Linked DNA regions of Homo sapiens: region 2 is linked to region 1. A link is a contact called in ENCODE Hi-C or POLR2A ChIA-PET data. All regions are on one chromosome and are shown on one strand. The core of a region is the stretch at or near the end of the contact, and the rest is flanking DNA. Distances in the headings are between cores, read along the strand shown.

What was found. Hi-C counts contacts between places; a loop is a spot of excess contacts on that map. ChIA-PET counts read pairs that join two places held with the same protein, here RNA polymerase II (POLR2A). Pooled maps may share reads with other maps.
Region 2: a pooled map shows a loop between it and region 1 (2.0-fold over the local background). The contact joins the promoter of GPR3 here to the promoter of TENT5B in region 1. A Hi-C loop is called at or near these places in 1 of 50 pooled maps. POLR2A ChIA-PET finds 5 or more read pairs at or near these places in 2 of 52 experiments (HCT116 and WTC11).

What each region holds. Positions count from the first base shown.
Region 1 is chr1:27,011,282-27,015,113 of GRCh38, reverse strand. It overlaps TENT5B (terminal nucleotidyltransferase 5B), which reads left to right and starts at 2,264. Exons shown (of 2, transcript NM_052943.4): 1 at 2,264-2,707. The coding sequence starts at 2,444. RefSeq lists enhancers at 1,710-2,364, 2,365-3,018.
Region 2 is chr1:27,390,826-27,394,835 of GRCh38, reverse strand. It overlaps GPR3 (G protein-coupled receptor 3), which reads right to left and starts at 2,214. Exons shown (of 2, transcript NM_005281.4): 1 at 2,099-2,214; 2 at 1-1,042. The coding sequence starts at 1,037. The coding sequence ends at 45. RefSeq lists enhancers at 1-623, 1,452-1,987, 2,525-3,061, 3,062-3,598 and a silencer at 2,011-2,510.

The DNA.
Region 1 (3,832 bases), core at 1,015-3,514:
GCAATGGCACAGATCTCGGCTCACTGCAATCTCCGCCTCCCAGGTTCAAGCGATTCTCCTGCCTCAGCCTCCCGAGTAGTTGGGAATACAGGTGCTACAGGTGCCTACCACCACGCCCAGCTAATTTTTTGTATTTTTAGTAGAAATGGGGTTTCACCATGTTAGCCAGGCTGGTCTCAAACTCTTGACCTCAGGTGATCTGCCTGCCTCAGCCTCCCAAAGTGCTGGGATTACAGGCGTGAGCCACCGTGCCTGGTCAGGAGAACAATATTTAAGAAAAAAAATTGCAGCAATGAATCAGATAGACTCAATTTCTGAATTTTTGCTACAGCACATGTTTAAAATCAGAAAAAAAAATTAAAAGCAACAGGTGAGGTTGGGGAAAAATAAAAGTAATAACAGGCCAGGCACAGTAGTTGACACCTGTAATCCCTGCACTTCAGGAGGCTGAAGTGGGCAGATCACTTGAGCCCAGGAGTTCAAGACCAGCCTGGGCAACATGGCCAGACCCTTATCTCTACAAAAAAAAAAAAAAAAACAGAAAAATTAGCTGGGTGCTGTGGCGTGTGCCTGTAGTCCTAGCTACTCAGGAGGCTGGGATTGGGAGGATTGCTTGAGCCAGGGTGGTTGAGGCTGTGGTGAGCCATGATCATGACAGTCAACTCCAGTCCAGGCAACAGAGTGAGACCCTCTCTCAAAAAATAAATAAATAGATAAAAATAAAAAATAAAAGTAACGACAATCATAAGCCTCATCCCCTAGGTCCTGTAAAGTGTGAGAGCAAAACATGTAAACATATTTTTTTTAAATTATGTTTTGTCTAGACCTGCAGAAAAACATGTAAACACATTATTCGTTCTCTAGCTCCAGAAAGGAGCTGGGTCTGCATAGGTACAGTGGAAAAAACATGCACCACAGATTCTATAGCCCTGGTTGAGGACCAGGGCCTTACTAGTTTGCTGTGTGACAGTCGGGTAATCACAAAGCCTCTCTGAGCAGATCTCTCCTTCCCTAAATTGGCTATGCTGTACATCAACGCTCATCATGCTGTGGTTTGCGAGGCCAATCAACAGTGTCTTAGAAAGCCTTTACTTTAGGGCCGGGCACAGTGGCTCACGCCTGTAATCCCAGCACTTTGGGGGTCGAGGTGGGTGGATCACAAGGTCAGGAGTTCAAGACCAGCCTGGCCAATATGGTGAAACCCCCGTGTCTACTAAAAACACAAAAAAATTAGCCGGGCTTGGTGGCGCATGCCTGTAATCCCAGCTAATCGGGAGGCTGAGGCAGGAGAATTGCTTGAACCCGGGAGGCGGAGCTTGCGGTAAGCCAAGATCGCGCCACTACACTCCAGCCTGGGTGACAAAGCGAGACTCTGTCTCGAGAAAAAAAAAAAAAAAAAAAAAAAAAAAGGCCTTTACCTTGGTATGCAGAGTTTATTATTATTATTAATTTTTTTTTTTTTGAGGCGGAGTCTCGCTCTGTCGCCCAGGCTGGGGTGCAGTGGCGCAATCTCGGCTCACTGCAAGCTCCGCCTCCCGGGTTCACGCCATTCTCCTGCCTCAGCCTCCCGAGTAGCTGGGACTACAGGCGCCCGCCACACACCCGGCTAATTTTTTGTATTTTTAGTAAAGACGGGGTTTCACCGTGTTAGCCAGGATGGTCTCGATCTCCTGACCTTGTCATCCGCCCACCTCGGCCTCCCAAAGTGCTGGGATTACAGGCGTGAGCCACCGCGCCGGGCCCAGAGTTGTTTATTATACCTTTCCTAGGCTCTGGAAAACTGCCAGAGCATGAGCAGTGCTGTGCAGAGTTGATCACGTGGCTCAATCTCTTTGGGCTTCTGAAAATAGCAGGACAAGGCTAGGTGACTTCTCAATTTCTTCCAGCGCTAAAAAAAAAAAACAGAAACCTGGAATTTCTCAGTGGTCTGACTCTGCTACAAACTCCGCAGGTCACTTCCCTCCCTCCTGACCCTGGCGGGGCGGGGTGGGCGCTGTCCCTTTAAGTCCAGGCCCGGGCCAATCACAGTGAACAGAAGTTCTTTAAGGACCAAAGGAGGGAATTCAGCCTGAGAAGGAGGGCGGGGCAGGGGCGTGCCCTCTAGCCAATCGGAATCTCCCTAGAGAACAGTGACTCACGTGCAAAGCTCTACAGACCAGTGTCCGGAGCGTTCAGAGGCGGGGCGGCTCTCGCTGTTGGCAGCGGCCCGGACCAATGGGCACGTCGCCCGCGGCCTATAAGAGTCCGCTGGGCCGCGGGCTGCAGGCGCTAGGGTCGGTTAGTCGTCGCCGTCTGAGGTGTTCCCTGGCTTTGTCTCGCCGTCGTTGCCGCCCCGTCCCTGCCTTCGTGCCCCCCGCCTTGGCCCCTGCCCAGCCGCTCTCCCTGTCCTCCTCCCCTTAACCACCCCCACGGTTTCTGCCGTCGGGGCCCGGGGGCCGGGCGGATGATGCCGTCGGAGAGCGGAGCTGAGCGCAGGGACCGGGCGGCTGCTCAGGTGGGGACGGCTGCGGCCACGGCGGTGGCCACGGCAGCCCCGGCAGGCGGCGGCCCCGACCCGGAGGCCTTATCGGCCTTCCCCGGACGGCACCTGAGTGGGCTGAGCTGGCCACAGGTGAAGCGACTGGACGCTCTTCTGAGCGAGCCGATTCCCATTCACGGGCGCGGCAACTTCCCCACGCTGAGCGTGCAGCCCCGGCAGATCGTGCAGGTGAGAGGACGCCAGGCGGGGGATGTGGGGGAATCCCTTCTGAGGCTCTCGTGGCTGGAAGGCATTTGTAGTCTGTTTGACTTTCTAGACAGCTAGGGAAACTGAGGAACGGGGACATGGCTGTAACAATTGCACAGCATTATGAATGGTAGACCAGACCTCCCCCTGCATCTACTAATCCTTCCCCACCTGGCTTTTCCATCTCGACTCTTGGAGAACCCTGATTCCCCACGGATCACTCACCCAGGGCCTGGCTGGGAGAGGGGAGGAGGATGTCAAGGGCATTGGGGGAAGAATTTGTCTCTGCCTGCAAGGACAAAAGACGCCAGGTGGCCCTGGGTGGGTAAGTGTGCATGCTTGAGTCCAAAATAGCTTTTCCTTCCCTATCTGGGCATCCCTGGACCTCACCCTCCTTTCCTCTCTCGAGGTTCTAGGAGCAGCCTCTGCCATTGTGCTCCTACAGCCTTTTGCTGGAGAAACCCCCCCTTCCCCCTCCACCCCGTGGAAAAGCCAAGAAAACTTGTCAGGGACTCCCTCTCTCTCAGCTGGGGTTGTGGCCCAATATTTATTAAGCCGAAGGTCAGACCTGATACCCCACCCCCAAGGGCAACATTAAGTGACCAATTTAGGTGTTTCTTCTCCTTCCCAAGATTGGAAATGAAGGCCAACCCAGGCCTCAGGCCCCACGTCCTCTCTCTCCTGAGGAAAGGGAGAAGAGAATTCTGACAGCCCCTCCCTCCTCCAACTCTTCCCTTTATCTGAACCTCAACGACCCCAAGACTGCTTTTTCATCTGTACAGCCCAGACGCTGTCATGTTCTGAAATACCACAGTGTGGTCATTATTGTACCCATTTTATAGCTGGGGCAGTTTGCCACCCAAGATTACTTAATGAGGTGAAAATCAAACCTAGGGAATTTTGGGTCTTCCCAGGAGCAGATTACAGTAGGTTCAATGTTTTCCCACCCCTTCCCCGGCTCCCAAGGTCAACTTCTAGGTGTTAGGGAGGGTCCTTTGATAAAAGAAACCAAGAAACCCAGCGAGGACTCCTGTGCGTTCCTGCCAACTGATGGCTTCCTTTGGATGAAGTAGGCCTTTCCCCTGCCTCCTACTACCTTGGCTTCCC
Region 2 (4,010 bases), core at 965-3,464, 380 kb before region 1:
TGGAATTCTGTAGTAATCAGGGTTGAAGGGTCATGAAGACTCAGCTAGACATCACTGGGGGAGCGGGATCGGAAGGGGATCTTGGAAGAGGAACAGCAGCAGCAGACAGCCCACAGCACTTTCTGCACATCCTGGTTGCGGAAGGCGTAGATGATAGGGTTGATCATGGAGTTGTAGGTGGCAGGGAGCAAGGTAAGATAGGTGTAGAGAGGTGGAGAGTGGGCATCACCCAGCAGGCAGTAGACAGTGAAGGGCAACCAGCAGGCGGCAAAGGCTCCAAGCACCACGGCCAGTGTGGCAATGCCCTTGCGGGTGGCCACATAGTGGGAGGCAGGCAGCAGGTGCCGCTGAAGGGCAATCTGCTGGGCATGGCGGCAGACGATGCGGCAGATTTGGGCGTAGAGCTGCAGCATGATGCCAAACACCATGAAGAAGGCAATGGCCAGAACTACCAGATGGTTCTTGGAGAGTGGATAAACCACGCCACATGTGGTCAGGCCATCCAGGCAGTTCCAGGCCAGCACAGGCAGCAGCCCCAGGCCCAGGGCACCTCCCCACACTAAGGCCAGCATCACATAGGTCCGTGTCACTGTTGTCTCTGAATAGTAGGTGAGGGCATTGTACAGAGAAAGGTAGCGGTCGACAGTGATGGCCAGTAGACTGCCGATGCTGGCGGTAAAGGCCATTGCCAGCACGCCAACCAGCACCAGGCTCATCTCCGCTGAGCCGATGCAGAAGACAGCAGCAAAGTGCAGGACCAGGCCCAGGCCTGCCAGCAGGTCTGCCACGGCCAGGCTGCCCACCAGCAGGAACATGGGGGCACGGAAGGCAGGAGTGCCCACGATGATGGCCACCACTAGCGCATTCTCGCAGGACACCAGGGTGCCTGAGATGCAGAGCACCACATCCCAGGCCTTAGGCGAGGGCAGTGGTGCGGCTGGACCTGTGGGCCCCTCTGCTGGGCCCACGCTGCTTACATTCACGTTGCCTGAGCCAGCTGAGAGCCAGGCCAGAGGGCTGCCTGCACCCCACATCATGGTACCTGCAGGAGAAAGGCCTTGTGAGAAGCTGACCAAGCTGGGTGATGGGAGTTGGGGTCTGGAGGGGGTGAGGTGCTTCTCAGGATACGTGGTGGGAGTCTCTCCTCAGGATACCTGATAGGGTCCCAATGCCTTATCCCCACATTCATGCCCTGGGGCTCTTCCCAGGATACCGCTGTCCCCTCCAATGCCCCCAGGCCTCTAAACAGGGGTCTCTTCCTGGGGATCCCTGTCCTAGGTCCTGCAGGTCTCTTTTTCCCACGTGTGTGACCAGAGGAGAGACAGAAGAAGGGGTACTATAAGTGGAAGAGGGCCATAGGATCCAGGGGATGCCCCCGAAGGCTCAAGATTGGGGTAGGGAAACATCTACCCCATCAGGGAGACTGAGCAGCTCCGCTCCCTCCCATCAGAGATGATGATGCTAGCTCGTGCCTGAGGCTCCCAGACCCCTCACGATTTTCAGTACTGCCAGCCTTAGACTCCGCCCCCAGGGAATGCGCGTGAAGCTCCCGCCAGCCATCACCCCGCACTCCCGCGGTAACACCTGGGAACTCAGCCCCCCACCCCCCACCCTCCCAGACTTCTGTTCCTGGCTGGACCCTTCTTTCCGCCTGAATCTCTAGGTCTCTGGGCAGACCCCCCTGCTGGAAGACTGGATCCCTGAGTCAGATGCCTCCTTCTGCCCGGACACCTGGATTTTGGGCCTGACTCTGCCTCCTGCCTGGATACCTGGATTCCTAAATTGGACACCTCCTGCTGTTCGGACCCCTGGGTCCCTGCCCCAGACGCCTCCTGCCGGCTTAACCTCAGATGACCATCAGTCCCTCCAGGGCCTCGGGTCCCTGCAGGAATGCTTACCCTTCGCCGGGTCATCCAACTCAACCCCAGCACTCGAGCACTTGGGCCCAAGCCTGCTAACCCAGAATCGCCTAAACCCAGAATTCCCACCTCGAACTCGAACCCCGGCCGGCCACTAGGAGCCTTCCGCCGGCCCAGTGCCCCAGCATCCTGCGTGCCCTTCAGGACCCCTGGTGCCCGCGGCGGGGCCCGCTACTCACCGCTCAGGACCAGGCGCGGCCGGGCCGCGGGGAGGCTCCGCTCGGGTCCTGGCGGCGCAGGGCGTGCGTGGACCCCGAGAAGCCCCCGCGGCCGCGGGAGAAGCGGCGTGAGTCACCCCGCCCCGCCCCCGGCCACCGGTTCGGTGACGTCAGCGGTCCGATCAGCCAATGGGCGCGGCGCGCTGGGGCGCAGCGCGCGTTGCGCGGCATAGTAATAAGGCCTCGCACCGCCCGCTCCCCCATTCATAAAAAGCGACCGTGGCTGCGGCCCCGCCCCCTCCCGAGTCCGCCCGCGCTGTCCTTGACGCGGCGCCCTCTGCGGGCCGGGGGTTTCAGAGGCGCCGGTGCGAGAGCCTTGAAGTCTCAGAGAGGCTGCAGGGAACGTGGTGGAAGAGTGGAAAGGGGGCCCGGCTAGGCTGTGGGGTGATGGGACCCTTGGGTGGCAGAGAGGCTGACGAGATCCAGGTGACGAAGGAAGAGCTTGTGATGGGGCTGGTTGGGCTTCCCTGGTGAGAATGACAGGGTTTCCAAGATGATGGGGCCCTGAGGTGACGATGACAGGGAGCACGAGGGAGCGGGGAGGTGGGTGGCAGTGACGACATTAGCATGGTGACAGAATCTTGGGGTGGGGGGTGATGGCCGTGGGACGCTAACGGTAGAGGGGAAGCCCTCAGGGCAACCATGGCAGTGTCAGGGTGACTATGCAGCAGGGGGGAGTTCAGGGACCCCGGGATGGCAGAGGCAGCGGCCTGGGAACATGGAGTGTCCAGGTGACTTCAGGTCACCATTACCCTGTCAGAATGGCTGGGGTACTGAAGCGACAATGCTAAGCCATGAGGACTGTGGGGCCCTGGAACGAAGATAGCAGGTGGCTGTGGTGAGTGGGCTCCAGGGTGAGGGGCACAGGGTAGAGGGTCTGGACTGACAGTGACCAGGCAGGTAAGTTGCTGCCAGGGCAAGTCCCGTGATGCCGGGGCTGGGATAAGAGCTGGGTGACGTCACTCATGTCAGCCCAATAGCGCCCTCACAGCACCGGAGGGGTGGGCCTGGCAAGATTTCAAAACCTGAATTATTTATTCCAGTATCTAGAAAGCCAGCGTGGAGGGGGTGAGGGGTGCACTTCCCTGAAGCAGGAGGAGATGGGGAGCCGGGAAGAACTTGGAAGCAGAAAGCCTGGCAGCTCAGTCCTCAGGGCAGGCCCCTCTCAGCCTCCTATTTTAGGCATCCTGATGGGTGGAGCAAGGAGAAAGAGCTCCCTCTTCCCCAACGCCATCTGCCCTTAGTCCAGGGGAACCACTCTGGGCAGACTTCTCCAGATGTGACAGATGTGGCCAGTCCTGCGGCAGGGGGACTGGCTGCTCCTTCTCCCTGTGTCTCTTGCCTTGATGCTCCCTGGAATCATGCAGGCCTGTGGGAGGGGAAGATGAGGTTAAGAGGCCTGAGGATCCCAGGCCCCACTGGACACCCCCATCACAGCACCATCACTGCAGCCCCCATGGTCAGCCTCCACCAGGCAGGTTTTGGGTTTGAGTGTGAGGCAGCAGAAGGTCAAGTGGCAGGGAACATGGGAGGAGGAGGGGGTCGGAGCTGGAGAAGAGGATTCATTTCAGGTTGGATGTGGTGAGTTTAGGGGGCTTAGGGGGTGGAAGTGTCCAATCTCAGTTTCTCCATTTCCTAGCTGGGTGACTTTGGAGAGTTTCTTCAGCTCTCTGTGCCTATTTCCTCATCTAAAACACAGGGATAATATTAGTACCGGCCTCATGGGGTTGTTGAGTGGGTTCTACTTGCCATTGGCCATCAATGTTACAGCTGGATAATGAGGGACACCTGGGAGGTGTAGGCATGCAGGTGGCAACTGATGTTTTAGGGGTAAATAATGTCACCCAGGGGCGGGAGCAGAGAGTGAGGAGTG